Regions from separate parts of the Homo sapiens genome. Here regions 2 and 3 are each linked to region 1. Evidence: chromatin loops called from intact Hi-C (ENCODE). Cell type or tissue: mammary epithelial cell. All regions are shown on one strand.

The links. Hi-C counts contacts between places; a loop is a spot of excess contacts. Peaks named below come from ENCODE experiments on the same cell type or tissue, not always from the same donor. Only the 100,000 strongest peaks of a DNase experiment are listed, where the experiment ranks them.
Region 2: a loop joins it to region 1, with 2.6 times the contacts of the local background. A loop is called at or near these places in 3 of 110 quality-filtered maps.
Region 3: it touches region 1 in a loop (8-fold over the local background); 5 of 110 quality-filtered maps call a loop at or near these places.

The regions. Positions count from the first base shown.
Region 1 is chr7:46,215,559-46,223,558 of GRCh38, reverse strand. No RefSeq gene overlaps it. Among named protein-coding and RNA genes, the nearest start is that of IGFBP3, 300 kb to the right of the region's middle. RefSeq lists enhancers at 7,214-7,508, 7,307-7,808. In mammary epithelial cell, no CTCF peak of the experiment used is centred here; DNase peaks (open chromatin) are centred at 3,238 and 7,398; H3K27ac peaks cover 2,000 bases.
Region 2 is chr7:46,165,642-46,173,641 of GRCh38, reverse strand. No RefSeq gene overlaps it. Among named protein-coding and RNA genes, the nearest start is that of IGFBP3, 250 kb to the right of the region's middle. In mammary epithelial cell, no CTCF peak of the experiment used is centred here; a DNase peak (open chromatin) is centred at 4,911; H3K27ac peaks cover 590 bases.
Region 3 is chr7:46,288,031-46,296,030 of GRCh38, reverse strand. No RefSeq gene overlaps it. Among named protein-coding and RNA genes, the nearest start is that of IGFBP3, 370 kb to the right of the region's middle. RefSeq lists an enhancer at 4,954-5,033. In mammary epithelial cell, no CTCF peak of the experiment used is centred here; DNase peaks (open chromatin) are centred at 4,210 and 4,810; H3K27ac peaks cover 3,013 bases.

The DNA of each region.
Region 1 (8,000 bases):
ACATCATACTCGCCACATTATCCCTCACTTTAACAACAATTTTCTCTAGCGTCGAAGTATTAACATGGTACCAATATTTTCCACCATTATTTTTGCTTTCTTCTATCATCAACCCCTTGAAAGAATTGTTTATAGCATCTGCGTCTAATATTTGTCCTTCCTTTCTTCCATTCCATCATTCCAGGTGTCCTTCCTTTCAGTGAAAATGTTCTCATCAGGGTCACTAATAAATTTCACTTGATCAAAACTCATGGGAAATTTGCAATGTTCACTATACAGGCCTTTCAGCAGCATTTGACACAGACTTTGTCATCACTTTTTTAGAAAAGGCTCTGTGGGCTCAGCTGTCATCGCATCACTCCCTCTGGCTTTCCTCCTGTGTTGTTCCTTCTTCTCCCCAGTTCCCAGAAAAGTTCCGGCTCAGTCTGATTCTCCCATTCTCACTGCACTCACTGCTCTGAAGCTGCACTATGTGCTGATAGCTTCCTAATGTTTACATCTCCTGTCCCAACATTTCTTCTGCATGGTATTAGCATGCACAACTGCCTCTCGACCTCCATGCATTTGAATACCAGCTATTCAGCCTTGACATCCCCCAAACTGAACACTTGTTTGCCCAAACCCCTCAAGTGTGTTCCTACCTCCAGGTCCTGAGACCATAAATGGCTTTCCCCAGTTGATGATATTGAGAGCTTTGGATCCTCAGGACTCCTCTTCTTCTCTAGTTCCTGATGCTGTCAGCCACTGCCGCCATCAACCTCCTAGTAGGACCCGTCTTCACTCCCTGGGTAACTGCAAGTTACTGGGTCTGGGCTCCCATGCCCATCTTTCCCCTCAACTCACTTCACAACAACGACTGCTTAATGGTTTTTCATCATCATTTGGAACAAAACCTAGCTTGGTCATTTGTGTCTTTTAAAACATTTCTAGTCCAGATGCCGTAGCTCACGCCTGTAATCCCAGCACTTTGGGAGGCCGAGGCGAGCAAATCGCCTGAGGTCAGGAGTTCAAGAACAGCCTGGCCAACATAGTGAAACCCCACCTCGACTAAAAATACCAAAAAAAAAAAAAAAATAGCTAGTCATGGTGGCGGGCACCTGTAATCTCAGCTACTCAGGAGGCTGAGGCGTGACAATCGCTTGAACCCCGGGGGCGGAGGTTTCATTGAGCCCAGACAGTGCCATTGCACTTCAGCCTATAGGCGCCTGCCACCATGCCCGGCTAATTTTTGTATTTTTTAGTAGAGACGGGGTTTCACCATGTTGGTCAGGCTCGTCGCAAACTCCTGACCTCAGGTGAAAAAAAAATTCTCTATTTTAACGCTAGTGTGTCAAATTTATTGACATAAAGTTTTCCCAGTATTCCCTATTTTCCTTTCTGTCTGTAGGATCTCTGTAGGTGCCCCTTTTTCATCCTCTCTCCTCCCTCCTCTCTTCCATGTCCCCTGCCCCTACTTCCTCTCAGCTAGATATTTATCAATTTTATTCATCTTTTCAAAGAATCATCTTTTGGTTTCTCTGAACTTCTCCAGTGGCTGTTGTTAAATAAAGTGGGTTCTTACTGAGGGGAGGGGGATTCTGCTTTTCACGATCCCCCAAGGGGTGGCCCAGAGCACCTGTCCTCCAGTGCTCTGTCCGTGGCTGAGCGTCTGACCATTGCCCTTGCTCAGCACACGTATTTGCAGCTCCACCTATTTATCTTGGTCACTCCATGAAAATCACCGTGCAAATTTTATTATGTGAAAAAATAAATAAGAAAAGACTTTTCAGCCAGTAAAACACAACTAAATATCAAGGGCGATCGTGCCCCGCACACTGGAAAGCCTCTTTTCAGTCATTTCCTAGACACTCTTCAAGACTCATTTCAAATGTCACCCCATCTACCTGCCCTTCCCAGATTCGAGCAATCAAAGGTGATTTTTATCCTCCTTGGAATTGATAGGGTCTCCGGATTTTGAGTCTCTAGATGGTGCTTTGATATTCTGCAGCCCTGCTTCATGTCCCTGATAGGTTGGGCGTGGTCTGAAAGCAGATCATTTTCATAGGAGTAGGTTAACTTGCCCGGCACATGCCAGGTTGCAAAAAAGAACAAAGGGAAGAAAAAAATAAATCAGTCATCAATCTATCAAAGCTTTCTCAGCTTTGTCACCTACAATCTCTGCAACCCTGAGCACACTCATCAAACTTTTTGTGCCTCAGTCTCCTCGTTTGCTAAATAAAGTCACCTGTACCCACTGGCAAGGTGGTCAAGAGGACTATAAATTAAGATTAGAAAGCCCAGTGCTGGTCTGATAGGGAGTTGGCATTCCAACAATGGAGCTCTGCTTTAATAAACCACAATAACCCACAATTTGACTACACTCATTGAGTTAAAACAGTATTCCTAGGAACATAGTTTCCTCCAATCATGCTGCTCCGTCCAGTCCAGCTGTTCCCGTTAGCTGCCTGAGTCAGCGTTAGAGGTTTGGATACAGCACAGAAACCTGGGTTCTGGAGTGAGAACCCTGGGTTGGAATTACAACTTGGTCTCCCTCTTTCTGGAATGATACTTACAGGAAAATTAAGATGATGAACACTTCTTTGCCGTGTTCCCAGCACTTTCTCCCTCTTGTCTTCTGAGAGCTTATATACCTGTAGGCCCATGTTTGAAGCTCTGCCTCCAACCCACCTGGGCTTCCTCCCCTCTTCCCTCCCACCTCAGGGATGGCTCCCTTGTCCTCTACAAAGCAGACTCCAACCTGGAGACAGGCTTCCTGCAGACTCGTTGGCTGTATGTATAAGGAATTCATGTAGGTGACCTCAAGGGCTTGGGTTTAGAAACATTTGTGAGGGCACCCCTGGCATGGAGGTTTTACCAGCCCTGCAGGAACTGACCTTGGAGAGTGGGAGGGGGTGCAGGACCATCACTCAGGACCCTGGGTGGCTCCAGGGCTTTTGCTTGTCTTTTCAGTACAGGAGTCTGTAATGCCTTAACCAAGTTACTCCCCACTAACAATGCTTAATGACTTCCTCAGTCCTTATTTCTATTTTTGATTCTTACTAATTTTCCAGAGAGAGAGAGAGACTAATTGACCGAATTTCTGCCATCTGTACATAGGCAGAGGTCCAATTATCTGTGTGTGTACGTGGTGTAGAACAAGACCGCAGCCTCATAATAAACCTGCCTGGACACAAAAGTCCTCATGCCCTACTCACAGTCAGCTTCCCTAGGTTGAAATGAGACACAGGAATGTGCCACGTTGGCTCTGCCTCCACCTGAGGCCTGCAGGCTGGGAGTGAGACACGTTGTGCAGTGAGTCAGTGCAACTGCAGTGTCATAAACACTCCCAATATACGGAAACATTGCATGACAGGCTAGGGGACACCCAGTATTCACGCTGGATCTGAATTCATTATGGTTACAGTGGTGAATAATTTATCAATGACTTAATTCATTTATTCATTCCACAACAACTTATTGAGCTCCTACTACAAGTCAGGCAAAGTAATATGTGCTGAGGATATTACAGAAATTAAAAGAGAAAAGAATCCCTGTACTCCTGGAACATACATCCCAGGGAGAAGACAGACAATAAATGAGATTAAAATAAAATAAAAGTATATACAGAACAGGAGATGGGGTAAGTGGGGAGGAAGCAAGGGAGCCCTGAGGGGGAAGCAGATACTTCAGGGACCACCTGTCCTATCAGGCTCCGGCTCCTATTCTGAGCAGGACTCTCTTTTCCCAAACAGAGGAGTTACCTGGTCAGAGTCACTTTGTCACAGGATCACAGAGGCCAGGAACTGGAAGCTTCCAGTTCAATTAACAGAGCCAAAATGTGCTGTCACCTGGGAAGTTATGAAAACTCTTCTGGTAAATTGCTGCTTAAACTATACCCCTGAGGTATAATTCCTAAACACAGCTCACACCTAGAGTGACCCATGATTGGTGTAATCCTCAGTTCAGATGAGAACACTCCTTGCCAGCATCAGAGGTTGTGCCTCGGGTCCCCAGGTGAAACTTGGTGAAGTTAGTTTACTCCCTCCTTCTGACTTCCCACTCCTGGACAGCTCTGCCTACCTCCAAAGTCCCTTGGTATGCAAATATCTCTTCTCAGAAATGTGACCTCTTTTAGGGAGACTTCCACAAGCCCAGAGGCACCATTAATCTCCCGTGGCTTTAGGCATGGACTTCACCCCCCTTGTCACAGCATTGAACTGTAACTCATGGCCTGATGCCTCCTTCTCCACCATTGAGCCTCTGGTTGTTGCAGGTCTTATTCGTAAATGCTGCATTCATAAACAGAGCAGCATCTTCAGCAATGTTCTCCAGTCAATGGGCAATTCTGGAAGCCTCAGTCCTCTTGCTCCCATGGTGATTAGAGAGACCCCATTGCATCCAACTGTTTTTTTTTAAGTGCAATGTGAAAAAGTGAGCTATTTTCCTGCCCATAGAGAATGAGAGGGAGAGATCAAAGAATAGTTGGAAAAGGGATATTTAAGAAAAGTTGACAGTAAACTACACCCCCCTATTCCATCATATCCTCATCCTGTGGGCTGACGTTGAAGGATGAAGAAATCCCCACAGGGCCAGGGTTTGGGGAACGGGGCATATCACACGTCTTCTGAGAGCTGAATCTATATCCCTCCCACTCCCCATTGTTTCCAACTATTTCGGTAGTAACAATAAAATTCATTTTTGTGAGCCTCAGATAATCTATAGGGTGCTAAAATTGTAAAAGGATATTCCAAGAATAGTGAGCTGAAAGGTTCTAATTAATCGCGGGATAACTGCTCTATATTAAAACCTGGCATTTTTTGGGAAAAAAAACGATAATTGCAACAGATGAATGAAACATGTTAATTAAGTATGAGGCAATGGAAATACTGACACAGTTGTTACAGAAGAGCAACTTCCTTAGAGAGCAATAGGAAACTCGGGATTTGTAGACAAAAAAGTCATTGTTTCCCACACACATGGAAATCTTGAAAAGTTAAAGTCCGATAAAAAGATCATGACACAGAGTTTTAAAAAGGATGCAAAATCAAAACAGCAAAAGTGTATGCAATATTTTAACAGAAATATATAACAAGCAGTATTTGTTTTCCTATGAAATACAGAAGACAATAATAACAAATTTGAATGATAGGAAGAAAGGGATGTTTAAAAGACACTAGACTACATTAAAGGCAAAATCCCCATCCGAACATGTCACGGACCCCACGGAGAGGCTGGTAGCAGTGGCTTTTCACATGAATCTGAAAAAGGCAGACAAAGATTGTCAATGTGAACCCAATCAAGAAATTAAATAGTGGGATGGGCCACACCCACTTGGAATAGAGTAGCCTCTTCCTGTTACAAATCTGTCTTACCAATTCAGTGTTGTCTTTCTGGAGATAGCCACACTATGGTCCATCCTACACGCAAGTTGTGAATATTTCTCTGAGAGGCTTAACCTCTCAGACCTGATGCTTCATGAGGGGTGCAGTCACCTCTCAGACCCAGCAAAGGAACAATTTTCCTTAGGAAACAAGTTTCCTAAATTTCTTTTATTTCCATGTCTAGTACTTTATTTCCAAAGTTATTCTTTTTTGCAATATTCAGTTGAAGGATCATCTCTTGCCTCAGTGTCAACAGTGAATTCGAAGGCTTGTGGCTAGGAGCACCTCAGTCGGGTGGCTGAGAATGTGTCTTAAGCAAGCAGCCCTGCTGGCCAGCTGGCCACAGCCCTGTTTCCCCACTCAGTGTGTGGCCCAGCAGGTGACTGACCCTCTGGGCACCTCAGCTATCACATACATAAAACAGGGATGAGAATGGCAGCTACCCACCGCATCCTGTGGTTTATGAGGATTTAGTGAATTAACACCTTGCCAACATTAGGAAAGGATGAATGGTTGCTGCATTGATGATAAAGATTGTTACCAACCTAACAGGCCACTGGATCAGAAGTAGACCATGAATTCTAATTCTTTTCCACGAATCAGGATTTACGCATAAAAACCTGACTACCAAAGGGAGAAAGTGGCAAGCAGAGGCAGGAGGACAAATGTGAGATTGCTGATTCCCAGACTGGGAAAATGGATTAGATTCTCCACCAACTTCTTCCATTGCATTACTTAAATTATTTAGTTCATTAAAAAGAACACGGCTGGGTGCGGTGGCTCATGCTTGTAATCCCAGCACTTTGGGAGGCCGAGGCAGGCGGATCACGGGGTCAAGAGATTGAGACCATCCTGGCCAACATGGTGAAACCCCGTCTCTATTAAAAATACAAAAATTAGCTGGGTGTGGTGGCACGCGCCTGTAGTCCCAGCTGCTCAGGAGGCTGAGTAAGGAGAATCACTTGAACCTGGGAGGCAGAGGTTGCAGTGAACCCAAGATGGCACCACTGCACTCCAACCTGGTGACAGAGTGAGACTCCATCTCAAAAATAAACAAACAAACAAACAAATAAATAAAAAGAACACTGTGCTCATGATGTATGAAGCTCCCTCCAAGGAAGAGACAGGTTCAGGAGTCACAGCTTGGCCCATTCCCACTGTTTGTGGGGACTGTGGGGGCCCACAGTGAGCACTGAGAACAGAGAAGGCTGAGCTTGGATTTGCCCCATGGTGTCCAGTGTTGATGCTGTGCTAGTACAGGGTCTCAAGGGAAGCAAACCAAGACACAGTCCTCTCCCCACTGGGGAGAATAGGACAATAAAGAAAAATTGCACATACCTGTTAGGTCACAGATGTGATGTGAGCCTACAAGAAAAGAACATAGTTCACCTGGAGCATTAACAGCGTCTAATCTTGTTGGAAACATCTAGTGAAAAGGCCAGAGTCTGGGGTAAAAAAGGGAGCAGGAGTTATTGTTGGCCCTAAAAGCTGAAGATGAATCAGGGTGCCTCATTAGAACACAACAGAGTGGAATAAATGTCGCATCCGTGAAGAGGCACAGAGGTGGGAGGTGAGGACAGGGCTGTGCCCATCCACTCCTAACCCTGTTGATGTGTGTTCGCATGGTGGAGAAGATTTCAGAGTCCCAGGCACCTCAGCTGAGCCTGGGTATAACAGGCAAACCCAGCCATTCAGTGACTGAGGAACTGTCTAGAAGAGATGTTTCTGAATAATAGTATGACGATGCTTTCCACACATTTTTTTTTCCCACAATGGAAAATGAACTTGTATTCCCACCTGCAGCATCACATTGCAGAGTCCACTCGGAAGTCTGGAGTGGGTGGGCGGGAGCAGTGCGTGCTGCGAACCTGGAAGCCAGAGCCCTGCATTATCCCGCGGGAGCTCTCCGGAGACTGTGCCTGTGAATGGGCTTTTGTTCCCGCTGCAGGCCCAGGTCCCAGCCATTCATGCCCTCAGCAAATGAGGAAAGGTGCGGAAGACCTGCCCTCGTGGATATGTCCTCACCACCTGCTGGCACAAAGGGCTCTTTCTAAAATCCTCTTACGTAAGAGGCTGTGTTGGCTCGGAGCGCTCCCAGACATTCACAGGAAGGTCAGATAACAAGAGCCACTCAGTCAATGGGGCTCTGATTGGGGAACAATGCCACTGGAATTGTGTTTGTTAGAGAACACTTTGAATGCGGCCTGGAGTCTCTTGTTCTGCTCCTGACAACATCCTTTCTCTGCTGCTGGGTGAAGCAGGTTGCCTTGTTCTGAGTGAGACCCAGTGGGTCTTTGTCCTGCAGCCTCATTTAGGAGCCCCAGATGCCCTCTTTTGTGAGCCCCCGAAGGCTGTTCTTACACACGTGGAGGCACATGGAGGGAGAATGAAGGCCTAGGAGGCTCCTTGTACAGCCTTGTGTGCTGGGCTCCTCCACCATGACTTGATGCCTAAGAACTTCTCCTCTGGGGCTCTCTTGATCTCTCCCTGTCTCTGTCTATCTGTCTCTTTATCTCTCTGCCTCTCTTTTCCTGTTTGTTTCTCTATCTCTACATCTCTCTCTCTCTCTATCTCTTTGACTATCTATCTCTCTGTCTTTTTATCTCTGTCTCTATCTCTTATCTCTCTGTGTCTCTCTGT
Region 2 (8,000 bases), 50 kb after region 1:
TGCTGTTCAACGAACCCCATCTCTTCCTTCACCAACTCAGAGAAGCCTGGTGATGGCTAATACCATGCTACTGATGGCACCCCCCACAACCCGCATCCATAGCGAGCCTGCACTCAAGGCTTCTCAGCTCTGCTTCTCTACCCTCTATGTTTGTCCCCAAGTTCACTTAACCAGTATAGGGTGTGTGGCCATCAGCGCCTTTCACAGCTGGCGAAACCGAGGCTCAGGGAAACACAGCCACCCATTTTACTGCCAGCGGTCGTGGTTCTGTAACCCTAAACACAATTCTGGACATACAATCCCACAAACAAAGCTGTGGCCACCTCCCAACACCCAAACTGTTGAGTGTTTTCTGTGATCATCATGGTGTACATGCAAAGAGTGTTTACCTGACATAGGAACATGATTTTAATATGATGTTGAGAATGAAAAGGATAAGATTAAATATAGACACAGATACAGACACAGTTATAGCTACAGATAGGATGCTCACCCCCATCCCTAGTGAAACTTGTGCACAGGAGGAAAGCAATACCACTCTTTCCAGACCTGGAGGTAGCCCCGCATTTCATTCAGAGGGAGAACATCTAAGCCCCCTGTGATGGTTAATTTTCTATGTCAACCTGACTGGATAAGGGGTACGTGGGTAGCTGGTAAAGTGTTATTCCTGGGTGTGTTTGCCAGGGTGTTTCCAGATGAGATTGGCATGTGAGTTAGTGGGCTGAGTGGGGAGGATTCACCCTCAATTTGGGCAGGCACCATTCAATCAGTTGGGGGCCCGGATGGGAAAAAAAAGGCAGAAAGCTGCTGACATCTCACCCTCTCTCTTCCATAGTTGGGAAACTCTTCTATCCTTGGATATCAGAACCCCAAGCTCTACAAGCTTTGGATTTCTGGACTCGCATCAGATCCCTCCATGCTTTCAGGCCTTTTCAAGCTGAGAGCTACACCACAGGTTTCCGTGGCACCGAGGCTTTCAGACCTGGACTGAGCCACACTGCCAGCATCCCAGGGTCTCCAGCTTACTCATGGCCTGTCATGGGACTTCTTAGCCTCCATAATTGTGTGAGCCAAATTTCCTAATAAATCCCCTCCCTCCCATAGATATCTCTGCACATGTAGCCTATTGGTTCTGCCTCTCTGGAGAACCTGGACCACTACACCCCACTCCCTGACTCTTTACTCTCCATCTGGCTTCCTTATACTTGCTCTTGGACCCCCTGAGCTGCTCCCATGTGAGGGTTCCTCCCCAGGACACCTGCTAGGCTGCCCCCTCACCTCCCTGAAGAGGCCCACCCTGAACTCAGGAACCTGAATCCCTGCCCCCTCAGGCATTCCAACACCACTGAGTCAACCCTCTTGTATCTAATTCTTCTTCCACCTTACCATATCATTTACTTGCTTATTTAACCTTATTTTTCTCCCCACAAAAATATGTAACTGCAGGACAAAGCAGCAGTCTTTATCCCTCTAGTCCACTGTGCTATTTGGCAGAGCGTGATGGCAGGCAGTGATGAAATGATGCTGAGCCTATTAAACTAATTAGAACATGCAAATGCATGTAAGAAATACAGTGCCATGTGGAAGATTATGACATATTAGAAGCTGTTATTACCAGGCTCTTGGATTACTTTTGACTATTGGTTTTTTTTCTCCTTTATGTATCACGTGGCTATAAATTTTCCATATTTATAATTTTTAGTGTTTGTTTCTTCCAGCAAGAAAATGAGATGATAATTGTCTTTTTACTTACGTCACCTGCACTGTCTCATTGAACAGATATTTACTGAATATTGATTCTTCTACCATCAAGGCAAAGAGTTATAGTGTGGTGAAAATTCTAATTTAATTATAGTAAGTTTAGACACAAAGTTGTCTGTGAATATGTATGTGAATACTTTGCTGAGGCTTGACAATCTTTGTTATTGTGGTATAATTTTGCAAAACTGGCTGCTGTGAGCCCAATGGAGATCATGAACTAAATGATGCTTTCAAAATACACTGTGCTTTGAGTGCTTACTAATTATTCCAAAATAACATGTACGTCTCACCATGCGGTAGTTTTCAATGCCCTCATTGAGTTGTGTCTTTTGGGGTGTGCACCGTGCTCGGGCTCCCCCTGTATTAACTCTGGGCGGGTCACGCGATCTGTGTTGGCCAATGGGACATCAATATATGTGATGTCAGTGGAGGCTTTCAAAGACCTTGGCATGGGGGCCCACCTTCTTGCTTTACAATTTTTGAAACCAAACTCCATAAGAAGAAGCCAGACCAGCCTGTGGAGATCTATACTCCAGTGGACAGCCAGCATTGACCACCAGACACATGACAGAGGTCATCTTAAACTGTCCAGCCACAGGCAAGGCTCTGGATTAGTGCTGCCCAGTAGAAATTACAGTGATGACGGAAATGCCCTATAATTCTGCTGTTTTACAGGGCATCTTCCACTCCCATGTCTAGTGAGCACCTGAAACATGGCAAGTGTGGCTGAGGATCAGACATTTTATTTTCTTAAATTAATTCATAATTAAAATTAAATAACCACATGTAGCCAGTGGCTAGAGGCCCGGGAGACATCTCTTTGGAAGCAAGACAAGTAAAACAAATGTCTAGCTGACTGCAGTCTACATCCTGAAGCACAGGACAAAGTAAATGGCTGTTGTTTTAGTCACTAAACCTTGGAGTCATTTATTACACATCAGTTGATAACTGATCCCCTGTCTACAAGTACATAAGTAAAAATCTGACATTGTAGAAAAATTTATGTCTAATAGTTAGTTTACTTCAATATAAAAATCACCACTTATTCCATTTTTGGTTTCTAATTTGGAACCCTATAAATTCTTACATAAGGGAATTTATTTTCCATCCTCCTGAAACTTTATATGCTCTCCTGAAAGTCAAATGGCACCCACTCTTTGGTCAAACAAAAACATTTGGATCCAGAAAGCAGCAATGGAATCTAGGCAAGAAACTTATGATCAGAGCATATTCATTACTGAGAAAGCATTAGGACCGCATAGTCATAATCCCAGACCCATCTCTCATAGCTTCACACTCCAAGTTTAACACCTTGGAGTCAAATGCTAAAGTGAAAATAAAATAAATATAACTGTGAAAAAAGATCATATACAAAGTAAATAATTAAAGCATAAAATTCAGGTGGAAGACTGCCCAGCAGCTTCTGTATAGGACTAAGCCGTCTGAGCAGGGTTGCCTGCAGATCTCTGTTCTCTCACGGCTCCCGGGGGGTCAGCTACTGATGTTAAGCGAGAGACCCTTTCAAAGCACAGAGACCGTTCTTCCTACAGAACCCTCTCAGGGCCACTGCACAGCAAGTGGGATGAAGCAGACTGCCCCTGCAGGCGACCAACCATCAAGAAGGGCTGGCACAGAACATTTAACAGAAGGCTTTCTGTATGAGTCTGTTCTCATGCTGCTAATAACAACATACCCGAGAGTGGGTAACTTATAAAGGAAAAAGGTGTAATTGACTCACAGTTCCACATGGCTGTGGAGGCCTCACAATCATGGCAGACAGCAAGGAGGAGCAAAGGCACATTCTACACAGCAGCAGGCAAGAGGGCATGTGCAGAGGGACTCCTCTTTATAAAACCATCAGATCTGATGAGACTTATTTACTATTACAAGAAAAGCACAGAAAACCCCACCCCCATGATTCAATCACTTCCCATTGGGTTTCTTCCACAACACATGGGGGATTATGGGAGCTACAATTCAAGGTGAGATTTGGATGGGGACAGAGCGAAACCATATCACCCTCCTTCCCTCCGCTGATCCTAAGCTGAGCTGAGAGAGCAGTCCCCAGGGCCAAGAGCCACAGGAACTGGGAGGCACCTGGCCTGTGGATGGGGCACCTGCTCTGAGCCTCAGTTTCTCCATTCATAAGGTGGGAGGAGATCTCATGCCTGCTCATCCATAGGTTTGTCTTAGGGTTGAAAAGGGAAAGTGAGCAAATGCTTGAAAGTGCAGTGTGTTTCTGCTTTTTGAGATCCCAATCCAAGGCAAGCCCCAAAGGGCAGGACCAGGACCAATGTGGGGAAGCCACAAGCAAATTGAGTGTGTGTGACTCAACGTGAGGAAGAACTGCCTTTCCCATGGTCTCATGGCTAGAAGGAATAATGTTTTCTCTGTCAGAGGAGGCACTCAAGACACTGGTGAGGAACAGCTTGGCCCTTATGGTTAGATAAAACATAAAAATAATTCTTACAGAGAATTTGAAACTTGACTTTGGGCACTCTCCAGGGACACTTTGGTCATGGAGGTAGATGGTCTTCAACTCAGACATAAACATCTTCTTGAGTGTCTTCTTGGATCTTAGAAGATAATATCAGTCACAGACATCAGATAGGGCCACAGGTTGTGGCACAGCTCCAGAGGGTGCATGTGTATGGTGCCCTGTAGAGTTGTTCTAGCCACAATTATCAACAGTGATAATGACATCCAAGGGCACAGCTCTGAACCTACATTTCAAACATGCACTGTGGCACCGCCTAACAGTATGCCAGAGAGAGACTTTCGCATCTGAGGAGAATTGGATCAGGTATTCTTGGACCTCTTTCATCTCTAGGAGTCGGTGCTTGCACGATCGCTCACATGTGGAGCCTGGAGCCTCACTGTGACTCACAGGTTCACCTTCTGACAATGCATGTGGAACCGGCAGGTGTTCTTGATCAGGGAGAGGAACCAGATTTTCCCAGAAGCGCTAAGCTGTGAGCAGTGACAGCTTTTCTAATGTTCTCAGATAGCATATCTTTCCTGGCATTTGCCCCGAAGAAGGGCATGGAAAGGAACAGTAAGATCCCAAGCACCTGCCGAGGCCTGAGTCAGTCTAGCTGGCCACGTGAGGCTGTGGATAACACACGCATCACTCAGAGCAGTAAGGCATGGCTGTGTGTCATAGCTAACTGAGGCTAAGAGAAAACATACAAGTTTCAACAATGGAGCTATGTAAATTGGAAAATACCTCTGACTCTCCCATTAATTCTTCTCTTTGCATTTCATGGAATGTTGTAAGTGAAAAATCCATGTGATCGCCGAGCCACAGTGCTGGAAGAGATTGCCCAGCCCATGCTAGCCAAAATCAAATATAGTCATGAGCTGAGTAACGACATTTGGGTCAATGACAGACCACATATACAATGCTATAGCCTAAGTGTATAACAGGTGCACTAGGTTTACGTAAGTACACTTTGTGACATTCTCACAATGACGAAATTGCCTAACAAGGCATTTCTCAGAATGTATCCCCATCATTAAACAACCCACAACTGTACTACTACAGCACAGCTACCTGTGTGTGAGCTAATCATTCAGCAAGAGCTGCCCAAATATGTTTCAAAACTAAGCCTCTTCTCCATGATAGATGGTGCAAAACTTCAAAACTTTAATTACTGCAATAATTAAAAATGCAATAGCCCCATTTACCATTGCATAGATTATCAAAGATTTTAATGCCTCACCTTTTTATGGTATAGCCACAAGTGCAATTAATCAAATTAATTAAATTTAAATTTTATTTCTTTAAATTTAATTTAAAGAAAATTAAACAATTTTCTTTTGTTTGTGAAATATGTTTTCTTGTGAAAAAAGAAAAAGATTATTGTGAGTAAATACTCTCCCAGATAAGACTTCAGAAAGAACAGAAATTTTTCCACAGACTCCCTTATTGAACTAGGAGTAAATAAAAACAATTGTACTGCTTTAGATAGAAATAATACAAATACAATTTTGGGGGTGGATGTTTGTATAAGTGTGCAGATGATATTTATTCAGAGTCAATAGAAAGCAAAAATGATTCTGTGGTCGAGTTGGCTGTCCTGCCCGTGCTCCATGCAATGCTGTTCAACAGCAGCTGGTGTTCATTCCTATTGACATCAAAGTTATTCGTATGAAATTGTTCTCAAACTTTAGCTATTCAAACTGAGCAATTAAAGGACTTTTGTGATTTCGTTCAACTAGTGATGTTCAATTATCTCACTGTCAAAAACTCATTATATTCTTTCATACATTTCATTTAAAAAAATCTTCTGTTTATTTGAAGCAGTGAAATCATACTTCAATTTTGAAAAAAGAAAGCCCCCAAAATCCATGTTGACTTTTTATATGATTCATTGAGTAAAGCCTTTACGCTTCTGACTACTTTTAAAAATATCTTCAGTTATAGAATTATTTAAATTGAAAAAAGGTATCATTTTTATACTTAAGCTTGTTGAAGGTATTAAAGAAATAATTGAAGAATAATGTATCACTCTAAGTATCAACAATAGTAGTAAAAGGGACAACATTACCTATAAACAGAAAAAGAAATTTTGACACAAAGTGGACAATTATTACAGCATTTGCTGAGCCTACCTTTGAAATGGATTTCACACCTTAAGAATTCTTTGCTTTTTCATGGATGTGACTAATACTCTTCCAGCCTGGAAATAAGGAGACTATCATGTGCAATGTTGAGGATAAAGTGAATTAAAGTCGATGTGGATGCTTTCTTTTTGGCAATGGGCAACATTTTTAAAAGTTGAATAAGAGATGCAATTGAAATCCCAAAGAATGGAAAAGCAACTTATGTCATAGAAGGTGGTATTATGCTCCTCAACAAATCAAATCTGAAAAGCGGTTTTCAGAAAGGGTAACTTTATGCCAGTACATGGACAGCATACAGTTCATAAAGCAAATATTGATCATTTTCTTAGTAATGCATAGTCATTAGGCAAAAAAAAAAAAAAGAAACAAATGTGAAAGTGATTGCCTCAGAAGATACACTTCAATGGAATGGAAAACACACTGTATCTGCAAGGAATTTTCTGAGTGAATTCTGCAAAAAAAAAAAGGAATCGATAAGGGAAGCCAAATCATCAGGAAGATGTAATTAAAGAGGTAACAGAGATTTATAATTTATTTCAGATAGATAAAAGTAATTGTGTGTGAATATAAATATGTCCCATGCAATATATCTTGAATCGTAACGAATGCATGAATAAGCAATGCCCCTTTCCCAGCTCCTCAGGCTTACCTGCTGCCCTTTTCTCTCTCTGGTTGGTCTGTCTGGGACCCTCCACCTGAAGAGAGCTTCAGAATGCCCTCTCTGTTCTCTTTCAAGTATTTGCTCCAGTCTCAGCTTCCTATGAGAACTAATCAGATCATTTCTAGTAAATATGCCTCCCTCTTGTCCAGCTCTATGTTTTCATCTTACCCTTTCTTTTCCTTTTTACTCATCTGTTCTAAATACCGTGTAATTCCTTCATGCCTTACTCTTATGATTTGGGGGCTTTTTCCCCTGTTAGAATCTAAACTATAAAAAGTGGGGATGACTTTTGTTCAATAATGTATTCCACATGTTGGAGGCTTATAAGAGCCTCCAACAAAGGCTTTTATAAAACAGGTGCTCAGTAAAAGTGTGTTAGAGAACACAATGATATCACAGGTAAGATATAAATGCAAGCTTCCCAAGCTTTAACATCAGCCCACATTTGAAAGGGTTCATGTAGGTGTGCAGGAAAGCAAAGCCACAGTGCCAAGACTGTTGTGCTGCATCACTGCCAGCAGTGATGGGAGATACTGACTGATATGGTTTGGCTGTGTGTCCCCACTCAAATCTCATCTCGAATTGTAATCCCCGCATGTCGAGGGAAGGAGGTGATTAGATCATGGGGGTGTTTTCCCCCATGCTGTTTCGTGATAGTGAGTGAAGTCTCATGAGATCTGATGGTTTTAAAGGTGGTAGTTTTATTTTTCCGTGTTCTCACTTCTGTCTCCTGCAGCCTTGTGAAGAAGGTGCCTACTTCCCCTTCTGCCATTGCCATGATTGTAAATTTTCTGAGGCCTGACCAGCCATGCAGAACTGTAAGTCAATTACAACTCTTTCCTTTATAAATTATCCAGTCTTGGTAATATGTGCAAATGAACTAATACATTTTATAAATGTATAAACTTATGCATTTATGAATTGCCCACCTTGATAGGTGTAAGAATGGACT
Region 3 (8,000 bases), 72 kb before region 1:
GTTACATGAGGTGAATAAGTCTATAGATCTGGTGTATAACACCATTAACTGGCTATAGTTAATAATATTGTATTGTATACTATAAATTTGTCCAGAAAATAGATTTCAGGTGCTTTTTTACCATATGCACAACAAAAATGATAACTGTGAGAGGAGATGGATATGTTAATGTACTTGACTGCAGTGACCATTTAACTATGTATTTCTTTATCAAAATATCATGTTATACACCTTAATTATATAACATTAAAAAGAAGAATTTCCAATAGATTGCTATATCTTTTTTTTATTATTATTTTGAGATGTCACCCAGCTAGGGTGCAGTGGCGCAATCTTGGCTCACTGCAACTTCCACTTCCCATATTCAAGCAATTCTCCTGCCTCAGCCCCCAGAGTAGCTGGGATTACAGGTGCCTGTCACTATGCCCTGCTAATTTTTATTATTATTATTTTTTAGTAGAGATGGGGTTTCACCATGTTGGCTAGGCTGGTCTCAAACTCCTGACCTCGTGATTCACCTACTTCGGCCTCCCAAAGTGTTAGGATTACAGGTGTAAGCCACCGTGCCCAGCCAATTGCTATATCATTTTTTATGACAGCCTTAAAACTCCATCTGATAATTCCAGCAGCTCTTTAATCTTGGTGTGGGCATCATTTCATTGTCTTTTCTCATTCAAGTCATGATTTTATTAATTCCTGGTAATGTTTGCTGCATCCTACACATTTACCGATTATAAAAGGCAACTCTAGGACCTGGTTAAATCTATTACTTTAGCCGGTAGTTGCCTTTGTTAGGTCTGACCTGCTTTGCAGGTTGTGGTTCTAATGGAAGTTTACTCATCAGAGCTTTTCAGTGTCATTTTGGTCTGCTTGTTAGATATGGTACTGCTGGGGCTCCCACTGGTTCCTGTTGTGCCACCTGAGGGACAGAAAGTTTTTCCCCAGCCTGGCCATTGGGGAGGACAGCATGTGGTGGAATTCAACTCCTCAGTCATCCCTAGCTCATGCCTAGGCAGTCTGGAGGGTCTTGGGCCATGAGGACACAGAGGCTTCATGGCTGGGCTGCTGTCTGACTGGGGACTTCTTTCCTGTTCTGCCTTCCCACCTGGTGTCTCTAGGTGGACAGAGGACTGCCTGGTAGGGCAGGAGGGCGCCTCCCTTGGTGGCCAGTCTCCCTGTCAGTCCCCCTGAGGTGTTATCAGGATTGCCTCATGTTCTCAGAGGGTCTCCCATCCAATCCAGGAAAGGGAGCAGCCTGCCTATACTGCCATTGGTTGTTAGGGTGGGGATCAGCAAAGATCAGGTCTGAGTGACCACCTCTGTTGGGTGAGGGATACAGGACCCCCACCCTGTGCTCCTTCTCAAGTCCTGAGGTCCTAAACAGCTTCCCACCTCCTTCCCTCGCTCCCGATCTTCCTGTGGTTTCTAGTTGTGTTTGGCAGACACCCATCCATTTGTCATAAATTTTAACAGTGACGAAATGCTTCAACTGAGCAGTTAGAGGTGAATGACAAGAGCTGTTTGACAAGCTTGTGGGGACTCTAAGGGAAAGGAGCTGACCCTTGGTGCTCACATACTCTGCAAGGGTGACGTTGGCCCCTGGTGACTGAGGAAGAACCAGCCTTCTCTCCCGACAAGATCAAGTGGGTGGGATCTCGGCAGACTAAAGTGGGCGACAATGAGCTGATGAGCCCTCTGGTGCCTAACTGGGCCCACGGCCTTACGTTTGGCTGCAAGCAATTCTCACAAGTGGGCAGCAGACATCCACTTCTTCAGAAGGACAAGTCTCAGACATTGGTCTCAGTCAAGCCCACCTGCGGATAATTTTATAAGAAATATGTAAGATCTGTAAGTAGAGAGCTTTAAAAACTAATGGAGCAACACAAAGATTAACAAATGGAATAATTAAAAGACATATACGTTATTTAATGAGAAGATTGAATCTCAAAAAACATATAATTTATCTTTAATCTAATAATAAAAATGCTACCAATAATGGTAATAAAAGAACATTTTTAATAGATAATTCAAAGTTCATATGGAAAAATTAAGATGAAAGAATGTCTACAAAATATCCAAAAGATAAAAGCAATGGGAAGACAAGCACAAGCCTCATCATATAATAAAACAAATCTAGAATACAACAATTTTATTCTGAGAATACAAAAATCAATGAAAGAAAATATAGAGTCCAGAAATGGAACTAAATTAATATTAGGAATTATATATGATAGATATTACATTTTAAATCAAAAGGAAAGGATGGATTATTTCATTACTGGCAATGGGAAATACATATGGAAGAAAATGAAGTTGCATCCTTACAATACTCCTTAAACCAAAATAAACGCTGGTTGGATTGCCTGTTTACACCAGAAGAACACAATAAGCCATACAAGTAAGAAAAAAAGAAAACATGGGTAATTTTTGTAACTTTAATTTGAGTAGGAGGATGTTTTCCTTAAATGTATAATTCCCTAAAATAAAATGCATACTGTCATTTTTTTCTTCCAGTGTAGCAGAAAAAGGGGAGAAAGAGAGAGTGTCTGTGTACAGATATTTTTAGAGATATTCAAAGGGTAGGAGACAAGAAACTACAGAAAAATGGACAAGGTGCATTAAACAGACAATTCCCTGAAAAGGAAATCCAAATGCCACTTGAAGCTCTGCTAGATGACCTAACCTGGCTCATAGTTAAACAACTGAAACAAGGACAAAATATTGTGCTCCTCCTCTCAGACTGCAGACACCAATATGTTTAGTAATGGACTTTTCTTTTGAAGTTATTGGGAAACAGGAACCTCGGATATAAACGTTTGGTTGTGAGCGTTCACTGCACACCTATTTGCAGTTGATTTGGCAGTGCTGGCAGTTTCATCCAACATGAAATTCTAGCCATGTGGAAAACAAGCGTGCATCCCCTTTATCATTTCACTTTTAGTGAGTTGAGCTGCATACGTACACATAGGTGCTCACACACGTGTACAGATGTGTGCACATTCATCGAATTCAGTGTGGTAGGAAATGACTGGAGAACATTCCCAGTGTTCAGCAGTGGGTCATAAATCGTGGCTAAAAAGAGTTCATTGAAACCATGAAACACAATATAGTCATTAAAATGTTCTCCAAGTGATGAAAGGAAAGAAATCCTAGAGATTAAGGGAAAGAAGGTAAATGAAAAAAGTGTGTAAAGAAGTGGGGTGGTAAACTTTGTCACGTAAATGCCTGTGCACTCATGTCTGCAAAGGTACAAAGAAAGCGGGAGGACAATCATGGGGAACTCCCTCAGTGAGCCTGGTATGGGGTTGCGGGAGAAGAAATACTTTTTTTAGTGTATTATTTTATGGCACTTGAATTTTCTACTTTAAACAGTTTTATTAAAAATACTATGTTTTTAAAATAGACTTTTGCAGGTAGCATATAAAACCTCATCAGAGAAAATGAAAGAAAAGTAAAGTGAGAAACAGACAAATGGATCCAGAGAACAGATCCTTTTCCCAAATGCATCTTAAGCAAGACCCAACAGTTGGCTGTTAGAGAATTTCCAGGACCCCCAGCCGCTGTCAGTATAACTTTATAACTGAACCATTTAGAAATGAACATAATCTGTAAGTAAAGTTGGCCACATCTAACCTTCTGAGTGCATGTGGCTGTTTTTTTTTTCTCCAATACTTAAATTTGAGGCTATTTCTGTGCAGAATAGAAGTATTTTTATGTGTGTTTTCTTGTCTGTAGCAATTGAGATATCAGAAGGAATGAAAAGTACATCTTTGATCTATTCACTATGGAGGCTTTTAAATTTTTGATTTCCAGCCCAAATTTCAAACTCAAATAGGAATAAAATAGGTACTGTTATAAATAAACACCACAACAGTAACAAATACAAAGGAAAAAGGAAGCCAGGGACCAAACAGCAGCTTCCTCATTCTTCCTTTCCTGAACTGGCAGTTCTGGGATGGATTGGCAAAAGTCATGTGAAGTGTGGGGTTTATGGCCTGTTTTTGCTGGTCCCAAGGGCTCCAGGTTAAGAGTTCTGTTGACAGAGGCCAAGGGAGCCCCTGTTTACTGGGGAAACGAATGTTTCTTTACAGCAAAGGCTGGGTAATCCCAGATGCTGAACTAAGAAACAGCTTGTTCTTTGTATCAAGGAATTTACTCTTAAAGCATGCTTCTTATTTTTAGATTTCAAACCCCAAGGGCTTTGACTGTGGCTGAGTCAGTGTTCCCTGAAACTATTAGTATATTGCTCTCACACATCAAGTTTTAGTATGAATCATTAAAAATAACACTGCACGTAACCCGCCAGTTTTGTTAAGTAGATGGACAGGTAAGAGGGATGACTATTTATCCTAGACCAGATCAAAATGGGCTCAGGATTCTCAAATGACACATTTAAGGAATAAGTAACTAATTCATTAATTCGGTTTGATCATTGTTTTATTTGTGTTTTGGGTTTTGTTTTGCTTTCTTTTTCTAGAAAATCAAGGCACAGAGCTACACGATGTCCTTACCCAGTAGAATCCAGTCTACTAAGGAATAAGATCAACTTTCAGGTGACCAAGAATTATGATCAATCATTCCCTGGGTATTCTTGTTTCATCACCCATCCATCAACACACAAGAGACAAAAAACCCTTTCACAGCCTCCTTGAGAGATGTTGTGCAGGTGAGATGCATGTATTTGCCCAGAGTTGTGGGCTGAGATCAGGGGCCTCTGGAGTAATGTGGGCAATGCAGGTAATGGGATCAGAATGACTCCGCAGGCCTGCGAGCCACGCCTGACAGAGCCAGCTGTGCACTCCCTCTCCAGAAAGGAGAGGTCTGAGTAATGGTGGCCAGGCTCCTCTCTGGCTGGGTGGGTGGCTCCTCTGGCCTAAAGCCAGAGAGCAGCTTCTCAGATTAAATCAACGTTTTGCACCATGCCCTGAAGCAAGTGGGGCCGTTTCCAGGGACAGCTTTGGGTTTAGTGTGCTGACTGTGTGTCCCAGCTGAGCCATCTCAGTGGCACCCAGTCCTGGTGTCTGGACATCTGGGAGATTTCTATTCTTAACCAGGTAGCCCTGAAAACCAAAGCCTCAACTTAGTCTCTTAAAAAAGGGGGAATTATAGTCCCCATGCAACAGGGTAGGTATTCACTAAATACCAGTTCCTTCCTCTTTAGAGGTTATAAAACCTTGGTTAACAGATAAGTGCAGAAAGTCAACACTCAGTTCCTGCTTGTTGAATCTGAACCACCACTGGAAGAAAGGCAGGCAGGGGTCTTCCCTCTGGTCAGCAGCACTTTCAGATCTAGGGGCTGAATAAAGGATCTACTTCCTCCTAGTTACACATTTAATGTGGACCCTTCTCTGTGAAGAGGGATATTCATTTGCAAGTCTTCTTTAGTGCCAGCACTGGAGGCTACTGCTGACCCAGAAGGAGGGGGTCTGGTGCACACCTTATCAAACATGTCAACACCACTTAAAGCAATGGGCTCAGGAGCCCAAGCCTCACTCCTGAACCCTCCTCTCTAAAGCTTCCCAGACAGGGGCTGAGGTATAATGATTGCATGTTGCAATAAAGCTGACCTAAAAGGTCTCCAGCAACACAGGCATTTAGCACAATGAAATCATACAAAAGTGGAATTCTGTGCAACGTTGTACCAATGGCAGGGCAGTGGGCATGCCCCCCATTCTGGGTGCAGGCAGTGAGGGGTACATTGTCTGCAGAAAACTTAAAGACAATCATAAAACCCTATAAAAATCAGCCTGGTTTTCATCACCAGTGTTTGCCAGAGATTCTAAACAACACCAGTGATAAAATGCTCCTTTACCCCAAAAAGATGTTGTTGGCCTATGACCTAAATCACTGCTCCCAGCTACATAGCTGGAGGATTCAGCTACAACTGCTCACTTCTAGAATACATTTGTAAGGCATAGAAATCCTTTGGGTTCCATTTTAGTGCAATCTGTGTGCCCAAACCCTGGGGTACAACACATTCCTGAGTTTCAAGCAGGACGTTCTAATCAGCAATGATGACACAGTGACCGTCAGGGTAGAGAAGCAATCTCAGTCTTCCTCTGGCCCTGTCAACCTGGAGCACAGTCTGGGAGGTGTGACCTCCTTGTTGAGGAAGAACAAATGTCTATATTAAATATTTTTATATTTAATATTAAAGTAAGTTCCTATATGAAATATTTCACTGAATTTGAAGAATGGATTTTTAAATGACATTTATCCTTTTGAAAACTTATTTCATCATTAAAGGATGAATCTAGAAAATAATAATGATGACTGATTATTTCATGCCTATTACTGAAAATAATTTGGCATATACAAGACAGAAATGTTAAAAAAGAAAAAATCTTCTTTGGTTGCCTAACACATAAGTTACACCCCTAGCTATATTGTTTGGAGTATATTTAAAGATTATTGGCCAGGCGCGGTGGTTTACACCTGTAATCCCAGCACTTTGGGAGGCTGAGGCGGGCAGATCGCCTGAGGTTGGGAGTTCGAGACTACCGTGGCCAGCATGGCGAGCATGGCCCATCTGTACTAAAAATACAAAAATTAGTTAGGTGTGGTGGCAGGTGCCGGTAATCCCAGCTACTTGGGAAGCTGAGGCAGAAGAACTGCTTGAACCTGGGAGGTGGAGGTTGCAGTGAGCTGAGATTGCGCCACTGCACTCTAGCCTGGGTGACAGTGCCAGACCGTGTCTGGAAAAAAAAAAAAAAAAAGATTACTTTTTATAATAAAGCAAAAGCACAGAACAGAGAAATGAATTTCCCCATTCAGCAAATAGTCCACAGAAGGCCTCAAATCTTGGTGTATTGATTCCACAAGTTCTTTCTACTACCCAGATATAAATCCATTTTTAAAAAATGCCGAGTGAAAATAAGCTCAATCATTTTGGTATGCTCTCTTTTCAGGCACTAGATTTCGACCATATTAAGTGAGTTCATGACCCAGCTCTGTCATTTTTACTGCATGACTAGGAGCAAGTTAGTTAAACTCTCAGAGCTTCAATTTTCTAAATTCTAAAATAGATATTATTAAACATGACTTTTCCACTGGTGGTTGTTAAGTCATCACTGTCACTTGGAAGGGTGGTGAGAACTATCCTCTATCTTGTTCCTTGCCCGATGCAGAGTTGAGCTGGTATCTGTCACTTAAGTACTGTCAATGGCTGGTTGGCTGACCACCTTAGAGAAAAGGCATGCTATAGAAAGAAAAAGACTAGCAAATTGTTCCTTCACATTCTCATGTTGCAATTTCAACTTTTTTTTTTTTTTTTTTAATACAGAGTCTGGCTCTGTTGCCAAGGGTGGAGTGCAATGGCTCTACCATGGCTGACTGCAGCCTTGACCACCTGGGCTCAAGCGATCCTCCCACCTCAACCTTCTGAGTAGCTGGGACTACAGGCGTGTGCCACCATGCCTAGCTAATATTTTTACTTTGTTTTTTGTAGAAACAGGGTCTCACTATGTTGCCCAGGTTGGTCTCAAAATCCTGGTCTCAAGCAATCCTCCCACCTTGACCTTCCAAAATTCTGAAATTATAAGCGTGCACCACTATACCTGCCCCTTTGCTTTTTGTTGAAACAGAAATCGCTGAATATAAAGGATTCTAATGTCTCAGTTGAGAAATGCATAAAAGATAGCTTTTTCATGTTCATGTTCATACAAGCCAAAATGTCACTGCAGAAATAATTAGTTTTATTTTGCTGCTCTAACAACATCCAAACATTTAATCCTGTGGTGCCTTGCACGCACACAGAAAGGAGGTTACAGAAAGGAACAGAGCACTATTAAGATTTAGAAGTGATTTTTGCTACGTCATGATTTCAGGCCATTTGTAAAGACTATGGATCTGACCTTCCTAATTTAGACTTTTGCAGCTGGGTTTTAAATGAGTAAGGAGCTGCAAACTGCATGGAGTCCTTCCCTCAGATGGTGGCATTTTAAAGAAGCAGACAGTGGGAAGATGAAAGCTTGGAGTAGGGAGGTACTCATACACCCACC